Regions from separate parts of the Mus musculus genome. Here region 2 is linked to region 1. Evidence: chromatin loops called from intact Hi-C (ENCODE). Cell type or tissue: left cerebral cortex. All regions are shown on one strand. Links, peaks and the distances in the headings refer to the core of each region. The heading gives the core; the rest is flanking DNA.

The links. A loop is a pair of places that touch in the nucleus more often than their neighbours do. Peaks named below come from ENCODE experiments on the same cell type or tissue, not always from the same donor. Only the 100,000 strongest peaks of a DNase experiment are listed, where the experiment ranks them.
Region 2: a loop joins it to region 1, with 3 times the contacts of the local background. A loop is called at or near these places in 3 of 42 quality-filtered maps.

The regions. Positions count from the first base shown.
Region 1 is chr17:67,006,863-67,016,222 of GRCm38, forward strand. The region is part of intron 7 of Ptprm (protein tyrosine phosphatase, receptor type, M); the gene reads right to left. Among named protein-coding and RNA genes, the nearest start is that of Mir5709, 15 kb to the right of the region's middle. In left cerebral cortex, for the core only: no CTCF peak of the experiment used is centred there; DNase peaks (open chromatin) are centred at 3,515, 5,181, 5,754 and 6,543; H3K27ac peaks cover 571 bases.
Region 2 is chr17:66,938,977-66,948,336 of GRCm38, forward strand. Ptprm (protein tyrosine phosphatase, receptor type, M) reads right to left here. Exons shown (of 31, transcript NM_008984.2): 10 at 5,152-5,353; 11 at 1,507-1,609. Among named protein-coding and RNA genes, the nearest start is that of Mir5709, 83 kb to the right of the region's middle. In left cerebral cortex, for the core only: no CTCF peak of the experiment used is centred there; DNase peaks (open chromatin) are centred at 4,044, 4,180, 4,706 and 5,719; H3K27ac peaks cover 658 bases.

The DNA.
Region 1 (9,360 bases), core at 795-8,794:
CTGTAAAAAGGCAGGCTACTGTCGACATACTGTCACGTGGAACACCCTTTCTCGCTCTGCCCTGCAGGTCCTTCGAGGCTCACACCCAAAGTTCCCAGCTCGCTAGGCCCATTCGTGACAGCGGGGACATTTCTGCTGAGCTATTTGAACCTCGTTAGCCTGTTTTCTGTTCAGAATCAGTCACCAGACTTTTCTCCTTGTATTATTCCCAAGCATTTCCTATTATCCTTGACTCTCCATTCTAGACTCCAACTTCCGAGTGGGCAGGCTAAGTTCTTGAATCTTTTTTTCCATTCTCCTTGTGTGCCGTCTGAACAAACATTCTGGCAGCAGAAGGGAATGAGGTCAGCAGGCTCTGTGCGCATGAGCGTTGCCATGGAGTTCATGCAAAGGAGACAGGCAGGGCTTCCAGCAACAACACTTTTTTCCCCCAAAGGCTGCAAAACTTTGGAGCCAGGAAAAGCTGCATCCTCAGCCAGAGACACAGGAAGTCAAAAAGAACAATTCTCTATTTTTCCTCTGTCAACCAACCACATTATTAAATCCTAAAATACAAAGAAATAGCATGGCTGATTATTGAAATTTGGAACCAACACATACATGGCACTGGGATCGAGAACATTTTCCTCTCTTACTCTTTAACTATTTATTTCCACATACACTGAGTAAAGGCCTCTGATTTAAAGAGTGATCTTTTCTCCTTTTAAGACCTTTAAGCTGAAAGATCAAATCTCTCATTAACTCCTTCATGATCCTTTAATCCCTCTAGTTAGCCTTGAAAGCTGCAAATGTTGTTTTCTTACGAGACTGATTCTGTCCCACACAGGTCTGAATTAACAACCTCCCTGCTTACGCATCTAATCTTTTGCAGAGGCAGCAGAGGCCAGGAGGAGGCAGAAAGAGGACACACAAGACTTCATGGTAGGACCTGAGGATCCACATGTGACCAGAAGTCCTTCCTCAACTGTTAGGTCCTGCTCACCTCTTAATTCTCCATGGTCCACAAAGTAACCAAATGGCAAATACTGCTTATATATTTCAAAAAACATGGAGGAAATATGCCTCAGGGCACACCCTAATGGACAGACACAGAAGAGTTGTCACCTTAAGAATGCAAGATGGCCACATAAGTAGGAAATCACTTCTAGCAGAGGTACAGTGAAGCCATCACAGCCTTGAATTCAAATAAATGAAACGGGTTAATTTTTCTCCTAAAACCTTTAGCCAGGAGACAAGAGGCAACCAGTAGAAACAAAAAGGACAGCAAGAACAATTTAACATGTAGTTTCCCCCTCAATCTGAGCATTTTAGAGTTAGGCCTTCGGGTGGCTGACAGGTTAGTACTGAATCCCTCGGGCTATCACCAACAACGCATTATTCTTTCCTTCATCATTGTGGATCTGGACCCAAGGATCTCAGACATTTGACAGCCTGCTTTTGTCTCGGTTTTGTTTGGATGCCATGGATCGAATCTCTGGGCATGTCACCCCACCACCGAGCTATAGCCCCAGTCTAATTCCAGTTTCTATTAGTTACACCGTGACGGAGCAGAACTGACACGGTTGCATTTTTGATCCATTCCCCTGATGGCTTTGCTGGGCATGGCAGAGAAGATCACTTGACTTTGCTGTTCCAATGTACTTGGGAAAAAAAAAAAGAAGAATGTACTGATTCATTTTTGTAATGATATATATTTTTTAAAATTACAAAAGTCTTTAGTAATAATAAATTAGTCTCAGGGTTGTTTTTATGAATTCCTGGACGAGATTAAATGATTTCCTTAGTTTTTCGGCTAAATGGCAATTTCTAAAACTAGAGGTGGATTGTAGGTAGCTATGAGTTTTCAGAAGCATGCATAAGTCAGAGGGCTAAGGACAGTATTTACCTAAGAAATATTTGCTCAATAAAAAAATCTCATTATCTAAACTTGTGTGGTCCCAGAATCATATGTACCAGAGAACATGCAGAATGCCCCACCTGTGCTCAGAAACAATAAGCCAGGTGTGTGTGTGTGTGTGTGTGTGTGAAGTATGGGGGGTGCACTTGGGGGTGGAGTATAGGGAGACTACACAGGGATGGTCATCAGCTGGAGTGACAGAGTTTAATAGGAGAAATGGATTAGATCCGGTTTTCCCCTTGAGGTAAGGTTGACAGTTTCAGGAGAAGTGTGTTACTTTGTGAATATCTCAATATTTATTTGTTCTATAGCTAGGAAAAAAATCTTAAAAGTAAGATTTCAGAGACTTCTTAGCGGAGATACCTACTAAGGCTCACACAAAGATCTGGGCATGTTGGCAGATGGCTGCAGTCCCAGGGAGTCCGAGGAAGGAGTATGTTCATTTTCTGGACCAACCTGGGCCACTTAGTCCTTCGTGAGACCCCCTAGGCCAGCCTGCGGAGCTTAATCTGTACTAAGACCCCCATCTCAACACCACACAGCAGGGGCTGGAGCTATGGCACTGCAGTTAGGAGCCTTTCTGGATCTTCCGGAAAGTTTGGATCCTAGCGCCTACCTAGGCAGCTCACAACTGCCTATACCACGAACTCTCAGGAAACACCTAACACCCTCTTCTGCTCTCATACTATCACACACATATGATAGACACAAAGACATAGCTACATAAAACAAATCTTTAAAAATTATTTAGAAAAAATAAAAATACAAATGAACAGCAATGTAGTGGCTATTCCTGGTTGTCAACTTGACTATATTTGGAATGAAGTACAATCCAGAATTGGAAGGCTCACCAGTGACCCTTATCTGGAGGCTTGGAGATAGAAGTTTCTGATCTGGATCTTTGTATGGAGATCTTGAGCCTTAGTGGCTATGGATTCCAGAAGATTAAATCTCTGAGTTCAAGGAACACACCTTTAATCTGGGCTACACCTTCTGCTGGAGACAATATAAGGACATTGGAAGAAGGGAGTCTAGCTCTTGCTCTTGCTCCTTCGCCTGCTTGCTGTGTGAGACTGAGTAACTGCTAGATCTTTGGACTTCCATTCACAGCTGCGACTGAACCATTGTTGGGAATTGGGCTGCCGACTATAAGTCATCAATAAATTCTTTTACTATATAGAGACTATTCGTAAGTTCTGTGACTCTAGAGAACCCTGACTAATACAAGCAACAACAACAAAAAAATCACCCATACGAAGAACCAAGATCGGGCAGGGGGCATGTTCCACAGCCCGTGGCTGATACACATGCAGGGTGGTGCTCTAGATGAAGGAGATCATATGCGTCACAGTGGGACAACTGCATGGCTGTTGGGGTTTCTTAAAGTAGTTACCTCTCCCCCAACACACACACATACACACACACACACACACACACACACACACACACGGACCAGGAGCTGACTTCCCGAATGACACACAGGGCCACATTTTATGAGGGAGTTTAAATCCCACTGAGGACATTTGTATTCATAAGAGTTCATGGGACAAAGCCACGGAGAAGTAACTCACACAGTAGGAGCTACTGGCTATACAAAAGACACTTAGTATTCAAGACACACCATCTGGGTGGTAGCCAATAAGGCCTGGCAGAGCTGGTTTGGAAGAGAATAAATTATGTATTCCACCCTGTCCCCCATCCCCCCCCCCCAAGGTCCCAGCAACCACAGATATCCGCTGGAGGAGGACATGATGAGATCTCTTCCTCACATTCTGCTAAATCACCGTAAAACCAAATAAATTAGGTTCCTGCTTAAACATGGAACTCCACAGAGCCACTGTGATCCAGGGGACTTTCTGAAAGACGACCCCATCTCGGTTACGACTCCTGAAAGTACCTTTAATAAGGGAAAAGGCCACTTAGCCCATCATTAGAGAATAGAACGGCGTAACAGACCAAAGACTGAAGCCAAATTTAGCTGCATGATGATAATAGCAGAGGCAAAACTTCTGGAACTTGAGACCAGGAGAGAGGAAGATGTGTGAGTAGCCCTGGGTGAACCTGACATCAAAGAGATGACCCATGATAAAAGCATCAGAAAGAGGAAGGGAGGAAGGGAGGGAGAGAGGGAAGGCGAAAGGGAAGAAGGAAGGAGGGACAGAAAGAGGAAGGAGAGGGGAGGGAGTGTGGGTCTTGGTTCGCAGGTTGAGGGTACAGTCTTAAAGTAAGCAAGTCACAACCTTGGGAAAAGGAGGTGGCTCAGAGAACATTAGATGTCCCTTCCCAACTTCCCCTTTCCCTGTTCATTTCATTCTGAACTGAGTTCATGGAATAAAGTTGATCGTATTCAGGATGGAGTTTTCCATCCCGGTCATCCTGATCTCCAAAATCTCTTCAGGACATGCCTCTGAGGGTTTGTATCTGTGGCAGTTCTCAATCTCAGGGAGTTAACAGCAGAGATCAGCCACCACACCTGGCCAGGGTAAATCCTGCTAGCTTTAAGGCTTTGATGCGTGGTCTCTGGGGTCTGTATGTTAAATGGCCCGTGGTAGTATCTGGAGCCTTGGAGAGCTGGGGCTTGCTCCAAAGTCCTCTGATCTTACTTGGATGGATCCTTTGAGGTAAGATTAAGATATTCCATTCTTTCTGTGCTTCTCTGAGATAAAGCTGTACCTGCTGCGACATGTTCTCATTGGGACTACACTTACCACAGCCTGTAAGGCAATGGGTCAGTCAACCTCAAACTGAAATATCAAAAACTTAGCCATATCTTTTTCTTTTATGAAATTGAGTGCCTCTGGTAATTTGTTATGGTAACATTAACAGGAATAACACAAGACAGAGTCTTGGTCCGAAACTATAAGCTGGTAGGTATCCACGTGCAATTTAGGGAAAGGTCTTCAGTGTGCTATTGAACTCACCTGTAACATAGCAATCATGTCAAACTCAACCACAGGACTGTGATGGAGTTACTTATGTAAATATTTTTGCAGAAGTAATCTACATATTAAAATTAAGCAGAACTTCTACATCAGAAGGCTAGGGCCAGACAACAGAAACTCCCCGGAGAGAGGACTTTGGGCGAGGTCTCAGAGTATTAAAAGACAGGAAGACATGATGACTTTCCAGGCATACGCTCAGATGAGGTTGGACAAGCAACCCAGCTCATTTGTAATGAGGCAGGCCTGATTCTTGCAGGCTGGGCTATGACTCACTCACAGCTTTGCTGGCCTGCCTTCTGTGTGGTACCATGGAGGTGTTCTCTAGTCATGCCCAAAGGACCATCCTTTCACAAGCTCTGAAATAAATTTAGCACCAAGCTCTAGAAGCAGCCAACACCCCTTTGGAAAACACAATATAACATATGCTCATCATTTACATAACCAGACAGCTGGAGTCTACAGAAATGCAAATTCTGCCATCACTTAAATGTGAAGTGGAAGAAACTCTTTTCCCTGAAATGCAAGGGAGAGGGACAACAATTTGAGGGAAAGGTGATCAACAAATCCAACCCGGTGCACATAAAACAGAAATTCAAATTTCCTCCAAAGGTACACAGATGGCGCGTACACATATGAGCTCTATGTGTTTAGCTTCTGGGGCTTCAGCATGCAGCCATGTGGCTCCTGAGGACTCTCCAGTAGGGTCTCTCCACATCAGAGTGCATTCCATTGAGTGGAGTTCTGGAACGCTCCCCACCCCCCACCCCCACCCCTGGCCTTTATCTTTCCTTCATTCTGCTTGGATTTTTTTTTCTCTTCTCATGGAGGCAGTTGGTTGGTTGTTGGACTGAATTACTGGGAGCTACAAGCAATATTAACCCAGTCCAACCTTATTTTTGCAACTCAGTTCAGACTCTGTAAGCGCCCCGTCCCCCATAGGCAAGCAAACAGCCAGTCAAAATATGCTAACTTGTGCCAAACGCTACTGACATGAATTGCCTGAGCAATCTTTCTACCCAATTTTCTATAAGACAGACATCCCTCACAAGGTGCACACACACACACACACACAGATATTTATCCAAACACACATAATTTGGGAAAAAAAGGGGGGGAGGCAACAGAAAAATCCAGCAATTGCAAAATTACTGTTTCTATGAGTCTCTTTCATTATTTTAAAATAAAGCGTTTATCCAACATGCAACCTCTTGATCCCCATCTCTAATTGAGTGGCTGCCTTGAATTTAAAGCCCAAGTTGCTTTCAGCCCTCAGAATAGTCCCTTAACTCATTCTCAAATCATAGAGAGTGATTTAGATTCTAGAATGTTCCGGGGACAGCTGAGATGTCTCCTCTGTCCTGTTCTCTGGGGCCATATTAGGCTCGTGGAGGTTAATAGGTCAGTCTGCAAAGAAAGGATTTCTATTTCTTCAGAGAGATATATGTCCTCTGTACAGCCAACACTGGCCCAGCAGAAAGAGTTTCAATAAGTGCCCCTCAAGGCTGGAAAGATGCACTCAGCTCCCATGTGCAGAACTGTTATAGTATTCCCTGAGCTTCAGACAGGAAATGAGTGACTGGCTGAACTCGGAGCTCCTATAGGGAAGAAAAGGAAACTGAATGTTTCTCATCTTTCTTCCCCAAATTTCTTGAAATAGAATGTCCACAGGCAAAGGGCCAAGAGGTAGGCACAAAGAGAGCATAATTAAGGCACGCCACTTGCGTGTGGGAGGCCCTGAAACATGTTTGCAAAGAAGCTGTCGAACAAATGCTGCAATTATATGGATGTAAAGAAACACACCATCTCTTAGAAGCTTTAATGAATGCGCGTGATGTAATTAAGTCCCTGAACTTCCTTTGGGGATTTGAGCTTCTATGGCTGCACTTTACAGAATTAAAAACTGTTGCTTTGACTAGTAACCACTGAAATGACGCAGCAGGTTGGGTTGGTGTCTGAATGTACCTTCTGCAGGTAGGACAGGCAGGAAGCCACAGGCTCCCCTTTCATTTTCACGTAGAGTACACCAACCCTGTCCTCTCTACTGGAAGTACAAGGCCTGCAGTTATTAGCCATGGTAAAATAAAAACAGTATGCTTCAGTCAGTTCTAATTGTCATCTTGACAGAAGGTACATTCACTTGGGAGATGGACCTCTGGGGAGATATTTTGACTATGTTATCTGAGGTGGGAAGCCCTAGACCACTGTGGGTGGCACCATTCCTTAAGCAGAGAATTCTGGACTGTAGTAAGAGTAAAGAAATCCTTACCCCTCATCAAGGAGGAGTCTGTTTGCAACAGACAGAAAACTACAACCAATCAAAATGCAGAGGCATGGAGTCCAGCCCTAACTGATACATCTACAACACAACTCTTGAACCTATGGCTCAGAGATCATGTGGAGGAAAGGGCAAATATTTTAAGAGTCCGAGGAACAGAGATTTTGCTGTGAGATCGCGTCTTCTAGGAATATCAGAAGCTACACCCATAAAACCTTACGAAGACTGTGAGGGCATTATCTTCATAAGGACAACACAAACAGACATGTTAACATAGATGAGGGGTAGGTGGCTCACAAGGACTCAACTAGACACAGAAGAATGGGCAACTACAGAATGCTCACTGTGGGAGAAATAGTCTTCCCCAGGAAAAAGCATGGCGGTGGATTATTTAATACCAAGTGGTCAGCCCTGGAAGCACATACCTAAGAGTGCCAGCGCAGGCCAAGAAGCAGAGAAAGGTGAGGACCACCTGCCCTGAGCATCACTCGGAGTGCCCTTTATTCTGCCTGTGCTCCTAGTCCCTGGGACGGTGCTAGCCACAGCCAGCTAATCCCCCTGAAACATCCAGAGTGCTCCGCTCACCTGGGCTCGTCAGAGTTCCATCAAGTTGATAATGAAGACTAACTGTAACATTAGCCACAATTTGCACCCCACTCTAGGAATCCACTATGGAGCTGTTATGTCTTTATAGCTGCAGAGTGCTGGGCCCTGCTCACTTATGTCCTTATCATACTGCCAATGGCTGGGTACCAGGGAGCTAGCATCTGCTCAGGACAGATCATATCTGGAATGAATTCCTTGCTCTGTTCCCTGACTGAGTCTCCCTGATAGCAGGCTAGCTAGCCTCTTTTGGATGTTAGCTCTATAGTGTTTTCTGGGGGTTTCAGAAGCCAAAATCAGGTAAGGAAAAAAAAAAAAAAACTAATGTCATGAAGACATACTGAGATGTCTTCGTGTGGCATTCAGCCACCTAAATGTCTAATTACCGCCATTTTCAGGTATCTGATTTTTTTTTCTCCCTGCTTTTGGTAGGAGATTCACAAATCTAAATATGTCAGGCATGGTGAATAGATGAACTACCTACAGCTTTTGTATGATCTCATCTGAGATGGTCCTGCACAGTCAAAATAATCAGAGGCAGCTTTTAACAGTAGCTCTTTTTTAAATTCTAAAACTTAATGACATTAACTGAGGTAGAACAGTTTAAGGAAATGTCAATTATAACACACAGCAGGTGCTGACAAGCCGGAAACCATTCATCTGTCTTAGAGGGTTATTTGTTCAAGTTGGAAAGTGTGTGTGTGTGTGTGTATGTGTATGTGTGAGTGTGTGTGTGCTCGCATGAGCACATGTGTGTGCTTTAATGCATGCATGTGTATGTGCTCACATGTGCAGGTATGTGCTGGCATATGCACATGTATATATGTGCTTTCATGCATGGGTGTGTATGCTTGAATTCATGCACATGTGTGTGCTCGCATGCAGGTGTGTGCTTGCATGTGCACATGCGTGTGTCTCTGTGTCTGTGTTTTATGCATGTGCACAGGTCCATATCCTCTGAGTGCACATATGTGAGGGTGCATGTGAGGAGATGCACACACATGTGCAGAAGGAAGAGGACAGTCTCACATGCCATTCCTCGGGTCTAGTCCACTGACGTTTTATCTTGAAACTCACTCAAACAGGCCAGGCTGGCAGGCTAGAGAGCTCTAGCTGTCTGTCTACCTTTGCTTCCCCAGCACTAAGAATACCAACACACACCATTGTGCACAGCTCTCTTTTGTCTGTGTGTGTCCTGGGAACTGAACTCAAGTGTTTATTGACTGAGCTAACTTCCCAATTCCCAGGAAGGCTAATGTTAAAGCTTGACTATACTGCAGGCTTTGCAAATGCCTGGCATTAGTACCTTGTATTACAGGTTCCTGTTAAACCAATAACCTATGGGGCCATATCTTGACCTTCATCACGAATTCTTGTGAAGAGCATGGAGCATGGGCCAGTGAGCCATGTGTTCTTGGAATCATCTCATGAGTTTTCCTAATTTTGAAATGGGTACTAAAGGAAGCTGGAAACATTACAAAACATAGCAAGTTCCTGCCTGGACATGCGAACTTTCACTTTTCTGAATAAAATGACCTTGGTCAAAGCCCTTAGCCCATACTCAACTGAAGGGAGATGGTTGCTGTCCTCTCTAGGTTCTGACAGCCTAAGGCCTGATCCTACAAAAATTGACCACTGTTCCT
Region 2 (9,360 bases), core at 706-8,705, 68 kb before region 1:
CGGCTGTGAGAAAGAATACATATGCTTGTGCACTGAGCCTGACCCACGGCTGTGAGAAATGGCATGCCCATGTGCCTGGCACACATACAGAGCCTGGCTAGTAAGGGCATACACACAGAGCCTGCACAGGGCCTGGAAAATGGCTGGAAGAAGACATGGGCCTGGACAGAAACCGGAAATGGCTGCTTTGGGCCCCGTCAAATGATCAGACTTCCACAATGTACAAAAATCAACCCAGGGTGCCACACAGCATCAGATCATCCTCCCCCAGTGGTAACAGCATCAATGCCTAGCAGAGTGTGCCCATATTCATTGTTTTAGATAACTGTCCCTATGAATTGGCATAAATGGCTCAAAGAGGGACTGTGACACACAATTCAACAGGACACCAGTTGTTTTTAAAGAATTTTCAAGCTTTTTTTTAAACAAACAAACAAACATAAATCTTCACAATTCTACCCTAATACTATTCTCCTGTGATCTTTGGCTGCATGAGCCAAGATGTGTGTGTGTGGGTGTGTGTGTGTGTGTGTGTGTGTGTGTGTGTGTGTTTTATCAGACAGAACAAAACTCAACTATTTGTCACATAAAAAGGAAGGAGAAGTATGGTCACATGTCATCAGGATTTAAAAGGCTCATCAGATCAAATTCTCCAAACAGGAGCCTGGAGACAAACTGCACGCGGTCTTACTGTGAATGGAGATGCTATTCAGAATAAGGGATGGATGCAAGGGTACCGGTCCAGATAGGCAAAGGTGAAATATCCAATCCCATTGAAACAAGAGGAAGTTATACCTACAGAGACTGGTGATCCTATGCCAGACACACTCCCGGGATATTCGGAATCATTCCTAACTCATTCACTGTGAAGGCCCTGCCTACTTTGTGATTTCCTTTTAAACAGAAATCATAGTGGAATGAGAAATTCGGCCTAGATGTTGGTAATAAACTTAATTTCAAGTAAAGACTTCATGTTGATTTTCCCAGTATTTTTCTCTCCTTAAAAAAAAAAACAACAACAAAACTAATACATTAAATATGTACTTGGGAAATTAGTCAATTTAAAAATTGAATAAATATATGTTTTAAAAACCAGTTGATTTAAAGCTCAGAAAGCAATGTCCACCACTCCTGGGAACCTGAACTGCATGCAGAAAGCAGTTATCATTTGAGAGTCAAGATGCCTGGTTAAGAAAAAGGACAACAACCCTCTTTTGTTGGAGTATGCAGCATTTACATCCCCTTCCATGGTGGTCCTTGCATCTTCCTCAGACAGTTCCTTTAAGGAGACCTGACGAGGACGCAGCTTGGAAAACCGAGAAAAAGACTCTGGAGAAATTAGTGAACATGTTTTTGGAGCCAGTATGACCCTTTTGCTGTTGTTCCTTCCTTTGCCCCTCCCTTTCTGCTCCTCTCTCTGGCCCCTCCCTTGGTCCCTCCCTCTGGCCCTCCCACTGGCTCCTCCCACTGGTCGCCCTCCCTCTGGCCCCTCCCACTGCCCCTTACCTGACTGGAGCCCCTCTGCTTTGTGCAGGTTTCAGCATCACAGTCACTGTATTATCAGTCTGATTCAAAGGTGTCTCAAATTCATAGGCTGGCATGGATGGTGCTAGGGAAAAGGGATTAGATGGGAGACTTATTATTTCGTGCTGATTTTCTTCGTGATATTTTACTTATTTTACAAAGGACACTGAGAGCATACAGTAGTGATCAATCCACCACACCCAATGGATTCTTGGCAAAAGCAGGGAAGTGGGGAACACATGAGAAACAGAGAAAGAGCACAGCTTGGGTTTGGCTTTCTCTTCCATATAATGTTATTCAGCACAGGGGGTGTAGGTAACGTTAAATCTGGGGATGGAATTCAGTAGGTAGAGTGTTTGCATATCATACACTAAGCCCTGAGTTCAAGTCCTTGCATCGTATAAACTAGGCATAGTGGCGCAGGCCCAGAATCATGGCACTTGGGAGGCAGAGGCAAGAGGACCAGTCAAAGGTCATCCCGAGCTGCACGGTGAACTTGAGGCCAGCCTGGGCTGTGTGAGCTGGAGGTACAGGAATCCTCTCTGGGGCTTCAGCTTAGGAGTCTCTTACAACAGGAGCGACTAACCCCCATTGTTATGGTAGCTCGAAGAGACAGTTCTACAGGCAAAATAATCTACGGACCAGTTCTCTTCCTAACAGAAATTGTTTTAAAAGTTGTTTCTTTATTCTTGAGGATTTCATGCTTTTATACAAGGAAGCACAGGCATGTCCTTAGTTCCCTCTTCAACAAATCCTTCCCAACCTCATGTCTTTGTCTTTCTTCTTTGTTTTAAATAGCAAGTCTGGTTAGGGCCCATATGTGTATGGGTGTGGGCCCATCCACTGGAGCACAGGAAGTCCACCACTGACCACAGGTTTAAAATGAAGAAATAAAAGAATGATATTCATTCATTCATTCATTCATTCATTCTCTCTCTCTCTCCCTCTCTCTCTCTCCCTCTCTCTCTCTCTCTCTCTCTCTCTCTCTCTCTCTCTCTCACACACACACACACACACACACATGCACATCAGCTATCAATAATTTCCCAGCAAAGGGCCCTCTTTAGTTATTTCTGGCATTTTTTTCCCTCTAGAAACACTGTCTTAGCCTAGCCTATAGCAACTAGGCACTACAGCAATCTCTCCCCTCCTGAGAGATTCAGACAGACTCTCCACAGCATGGAGCTGTGATGCACGAGCCTCCAGTCTCCACCACCTGCAGGCAGGGGTGTCTAATGGGTCAGCTAGAGATCACTTTCTGTGAGCACACAAAATATCTTACCTGGGGGAAAAAACTTTTATGGAACAAATGTGAGTTATCAGCCACATCTATTAATTTTTTTCTAAATGTTCAAAGTCCACTCTAATTCCATTAAGAGTTGACTCTACTTTCCAACATGCAACTACGTGATGTGCTGGATCCAAGCATAGCTCCTTCCCTTAGGTGCATGAAAATAGAGAGTAGAGATGAGGAACTATAACCTAACCTCCTCCCTCTCTCCCCTTCCCTGAGCTGAGGTCTTGCTGTTTCCTAAGGCTGGCCCTGAAATTCTAGGATTAAGCAATCCAACCAAGGTTCCCTGAGTAGCTGAGAGCCAAGCCTCGCAATGTGGTTTTAATTCCATAAAAGTCAAATCATTACTTTGGGTGAGCTTGTATAGAGCAAATGAAATGTCAAGTTTCTTTGCTTTTGGATAGAATTTTATGAACTGGAGGTGGCCAGGCTCATACTCGTTGGAATTTTTATACAATATGTGGGAAAGTTTAATTATTTTTCTAATGGAACATCTCCCTTATGTTAATACTCACAGAAATATGCTCTGTATTTTGGGAAAAAAAAACTTTGTTGGAAGTAATGCTCATGGGTACACATACTCTCTTTAAGTCACCATGAAAACTTAACACAATAGGTAATACCATATTACTAGTGATGTACTCACTTAAGGTCATAGGACACAGAGCCAAAGTATCCCAGTGTTCCGGAATTCTTATTCTGTCCAGTAACTATTCTATGCAAGTGTTTGCCCACCTATGCCTTTTTTTTTTTTTAACCTCCCAAGTAAAACTTATTTTCCAACTCTGTTCTGGGATATATATTAGATTTCAAGTCAAGTCTGTGCACATAAAAACCTCAAGATGTATAAAAATATTCCTTAAGTTATAATTTAAAAAAAAAAACCCTTTTCTCTCCAAACCTCCTAGAGCACTTAAAATATTGAACCTTGATTTCCTTCTGTTTTCAAACAAACCATTTATAAACACAGAGATGAAGGGAAATAAATATTACAAAAAAAAAACCCATGATGAATATTACTGAACTAGTCCTTGGAGCTGGTGAGCCCTTTTCCTAACTCTCTACATTTTTATGTTTTGATATGGATATGTCGTGCTATCATTTGGATATAAAAATGTCACCAGGAAGCTTGGACGCTTGGTTCTTTGCATACAGTGCTTCGGAGTCCTGAGCAGCTCAGGAGACCGCGGCTCTTACCAAAGGACCTCCTGACTGATGAGCTTGTACCGGAAGAGACTATTAGGAAAGGCAGCCTTTCAGACTGATGAGCCAGACAGGGGAAGGATGTCAAGGGTGGATTTTGCCCCAGAATCTTTCCTGTATTGTCTGTCTTTCCAGTCACAGAGAGGTGTATAGCTATGTTCTATCATGTGCTTCTCACCAGGACGAGCAACAGCATCTCAGATCCAGAGTGATGGTGCCAGGCATCCATGGTCCGAGCCCTTTGAACCGTAAAGAAAAGCTCTCCTCTTTCAAGTCCCCCCCCCCCTTTTTTTTTTTCTCACCAGCTCTGAGGGCTAGTTCAGCAATACTTAACATGTTTTTTTTTTTTAAATTTGTATTTATTTCCCTTCATCTCCTGTTTTATAAAAGGTTTGGCTGAAACAGAAGGAAATCAAGTATTTTCATCACAGCGACAGAGGGATGACTAACAAAACACGCCACAAAAAGCTCAATCCAAAAAACCCAAATATTTCCCCACTCTCAGCCAAAGGGGAAAGAGAAAAGAAAAATAAGAAAACGTTCATGGAATTCTGTTTATTGTGGTTAAATATCCCATACCAGATGGCAAGCTAACTTCCTCCTGAGGAACACAGACGTTTTCTGCACAGGCGGATATGCCGGAATTATTCTTCAAACTATATATTTTGGGGGATGATATAATTGGATCTGCAAAAAGCTGGAGCACATGGGTGTTTGCTACCACTCTGCACGCTGTCTCTTTGTAGGAGGGAAAGCAACCAGAGGTGCAGTCTGAGGCCTGGTAGAGCGCATGTGCGGCTTTAATGCTGAGTTTGCGGTTTATGTCAGAGTCGCTCCAGCCCTGCTTCTCTGGTGACCAGAGAGAACCTCACCGGAACCTTCTGCATTGTACTGAAGTCCTTCAAGGAGAACTGGTAAAACTAGCCATGCCTAAATACAAGAGGGCCATATCCCAGACGCTAAATACACACGGCATTTATTGTATTCTATGAGTCTGTTTTAGGTACCCAGAGTTGTACTAATAAAATTTACCGCCGTGTTGTTTTTTTGCATTTTATCTCTATCTTAGCACTGAAAAGGCACAGAAACATCGCTTCTGATGCAAGGCATAACTCATCAGTGTATGATACCTGATATTTTTGTGGTGAACTGGTTTGTTGCCGGAGGTCCGAACCCCTTCGCTGTGCTGGCTCTGATGGTGAAGGAGTACGTCGTTCCAGGATACAGGCCAAAGAACAGAAAATGGGTTTCATTTCCCAGTTTTGAAACTCGCCCACTTTGGTTGGATAAATCTATTTCCGGGTCAAAGGAACTGACTGCTTTGTAGGTGATCTGCAAAGGAATAAGACCTCGATGACGATCTCAGAGAGCATGGATGGAGATCACATCTTTATCCCACAATGGCTAGATGATGCTTCCAAGCTCTGGTCCGCTGAGGAGGGATTGGGACTCAGCATGAGCTTATGAGTTGTAACCTTTCTAGAGGGAGGGACTTAGAGCCAGTAGGTTAGAATGTGAAGGATGTGTTTACCACAACCTGATACAGTGAAATTGTTTGATTTCAATGAGCCCTAACAGCTGATTTAGGGAAAATTGTTAATTGGTTAGAGTGACAGACACTGACAAGAACAGAGGCCTCATCTCGAATCTTTGGCCATGAATAGGATACTTGTATTTCCCAAACAAGGCCGCATTGAACTGTTTCCACCCATGTGGCTGTCAGTGTCCGCTCCAAAAATAAATCCGAGAGGCCTGCCAGGAAGTCTTGAGGCTGCAAATGGACAGCTATTATGGGTCAGAGCCATTGACATTTTTCAGAATATTGTCCAACAGCAGAACTGTCTGTCATGGTGGAAATTTTCTATTCCCCATTAATCAACACAGTGGCCAAATGCTACATGGGACCATTGAGAATGTGAAATATGGCTATGGAGATTAGGAAGTGCGCATTTCATTTAATTTTAATCAAATCAAATTGAGATTTAAATTGCTCCAAGTAACTAGCAGCTGTCCCAACCCCCTAACCCCGCTCCCCGAGAGGGTAACTCTAGATATATTCAAGATTCTCACCATGGAAATGGAATAGACATTCTCTCTTTTTTTTTTTTTTGAGATGAGACTGGAATGTTTGAAAATAAACGAAACATAGGTGCCTTTAAATTTTGCCTTTTCAAGCGATTTTAAAAAATGATTTCAATATGATAGTTCATCAGTTACTCAAGAGCACACACTTTAGTGGTGATTACTAACTTCTGCTGGTTGTAATGACATAATTTTTAAACGTGGCATATTCAAAAGTTTTAAATTGCAAAACTGAGCACTTTCCATGCTTCTAAATAAGTAAGCCTACTTGTAATTTATGTGCAAGAACGCTAACGCTGTTATTATACTGAGTGATAATTGACATTCTTTTTTTTCCTTATATTTACACCATGTCATTATAATTAAGAAGACCTCTCTGAAAGAATATTTAGATTGAATCACCTGGGCCTTGGAAAGGGAATGTTTGCCATGTATATTAATCACCGCAGTAGATGGCGTCACGGGAGTCAGGCAGACCTGCTAGTAACCTGCCTCTTGAACCTCTGGAGGCTGAGGAGGTTGAGAAGACAAGAAACCAGCTACTCCCAGTGGCCAGCAAGGACTGTAGTGGAGCCTCCTTTGTGTGCCTGCTTTCTGGATTAGCGCTCCATCCCGAACCCTCCAGAGTGGAATGTGGCAGTGTAGCCAGAGCCAACTGGGGCAAGAGTGGGGTTAAGGCATCATGGCCCAACCCCTGAAATCTTGTCCTAAGATTAGCAGGAATAGGACCCACCTCCCCACCTCATCCGTACCACTGTCCTACCAGAGGAGGTCACATGGCCCAGTAGCCAAGTTAGACTTCTTTTCCCCTTATACAGCCAGATCTAGCAGCAGTGGACTTCCTCCTCATGCAAATAATATGTCCCCAGCACCATGGCCCTGGTCAGTGATATATACTCACCCCAAAAGCTCCTACCATTCCCTGTTCCACACTAAATGAGCTGTCTCCTTGAACCTGTCTCCCCAAAGTCTGTTCTGTCCTGCTTGCTCACAGTCACCTGAGGTCTCATCTGCTCCCGGCCATTTCTACCTCAGTTCCCATCTCAGGATTGGACAATTGTGAGCCAATCGTGCCACCACAGGCAGGGAGGTGGTCTGTACAACAATTTATAAACTTGAACCATTTTCAGAGTGCCTCCGAATGTGTCCCCAGCACTGTGTTCTGGGGGTCTGCTTAGTGTCTCAATGCTGTTCCTGCCTTGTGAGGTGAGCAGGATGGTGGGGGGAAAGGGCGGCTGTAATCCCTCAGTTATGGTGAGTGGAATTATAGGGATGGCTACAGCACATAGAGGGCAATTCAGTCTTCTTGTCCACCCTACTGCTTTGGCTCTGGACATCAGCACAGCAAATGTGGAAAGGCTCAGACCCTTTGCTTCTTGCCTCAGACCTATGGACAGCCACAATCTTGCTGTGTTTCTGAATACACAAACGATGTATCATGCTAGTCTCTGCTCTGGGAGGGGACACTTCTGCACGGTACCATGGACACTGCTCTTGCTTGACTGCCTAGAACAGGACTGAGTTGCCTTAGTACTGAGCTCTCTACAGAGTCACATCCGCTGATACTGTTTATACGTTGACTGAACGAAGGAGCTGTGGCTAGCAGAAAGACCAGACACTGACTTTACGAAGTGAAGAACCTGGACTGGGTGTGGTGGAACTGAGGGATTCAACAATAAATAAAATATATCAGTTAGAAACACTATGGAAGAAACAAACGGAATGGTAATATAAGAAGCTTTGTCAGGGAGAAAGTCCACACAGCCATTCTAAATGCCTAAGGAAGAGATGCTGGCAAACCTGAGAAGTTTTGAACTCTATAAAGGACCAGTCAGGCAGTGGATTTGGGGTTAGAATCTAGATTAAGTCCTGCAGCAGGAGTTCTCTGGACCCAAGGAATGAACATGAAAGACCTATGAGGTCTCTTCAGGCTATGGGGGTTGGCATGGGCCCCTTTGTACTTAAATCTGCACATCAAGATAAACGATTTGGACATATCCAACAAGCAAACTTTGAACATTTTTGCTGTAAAAAAAATAAAACAGTTTGATTTGTTAAAACAACAACAACAACACACAAACAAATCTTTGTGGTTGCCAGGTGGTATTTGAATGGTTAATAAAGACAATAGAAAAGCCACAGGGAACTGTGGTAGAATGCAGTGGCTAGAACCATGTACATTATGTCTGACAGAATATAGTTTCACAGGCTAAAAAGTACATTTGGGTTGAGGCATCAAAAAGGAAAAAAATTCTAAAAGTTATGGGAAAATTAGACAGGCACTAGAGACAGGTCGCCAGTATGGAGAGGGCTCGGGCATGGTTTCATTTGGGTCCTGTTCAAAAGACCGTCCTCCTGATTGGAAGGAATGGAATGGTAAGTGCACATTTAAGGAAGGATGTGGGCATTGGAAATGTCTGTGTAGACAGGTACACATGACAGAAACAGGGTCCGAGAGAAGTCCGGGCTGGGAATGGAGATTCAGGAACAGAGAGAGAAGTGGCCCAGGGGAGGGAGATTTTGATGAGAACTCAGGTGACATTAGGTAAAAAATGGGTCCATCCATGCCTCACGTCAGAGTCACGCATCTGCCTGTTTGTTAATTCTCCTAAGTCCGGTGCTCCAAGTCAAGCTGCTGCAGTTGGGTTCCTACGTTGTACATGGCGATGAGTCATGGATGCTGTGAACCTACTGCTTAGTCTGAAATCATGGCTTAAATATGTTCGAGACAGAGGAGTATTCCTGTAATAACTATACCACCCTTTGGAGGAACTGAGTCATGTCTGATTCTTGCTTGTGGTCCCATCGTGATCTGTAACTACTTGGCCTTTGGTATATTTTCTGCGAAAGACGACTGGGGAGTGCCCGAGTGCATGCGAGTATTCACACTCTGGCAAAGTGGGGTCCCAGCTCCCCCCGGCACACACTGAGAAGCAAAGGCTTCTCTGATGGCCGCAACACCACAGGGGCTGATCGTCAGGTGGCCCCAAACTGACTCAGACTGGAGGTTTGTAGCCCTGTTTTGGCTTCAACCCTTTAATACTTTGGTAAAAATTACGGACTTCACTTCTCTTTCCTTACAAAATAAAAGGAGATAGAAACTCATGCCTTCCTCAAAGTTATGAATTCTCTTATCTATGCCTAAAGACTTATGCACATATATGAAATCTGTGCCAGAAAGTCCATAGCTCCCATCCCCTAGACCTATAGGAGTCTAAATGTTAGAAATTAAACTGCTCCCCAGGACCAGGAGGCAG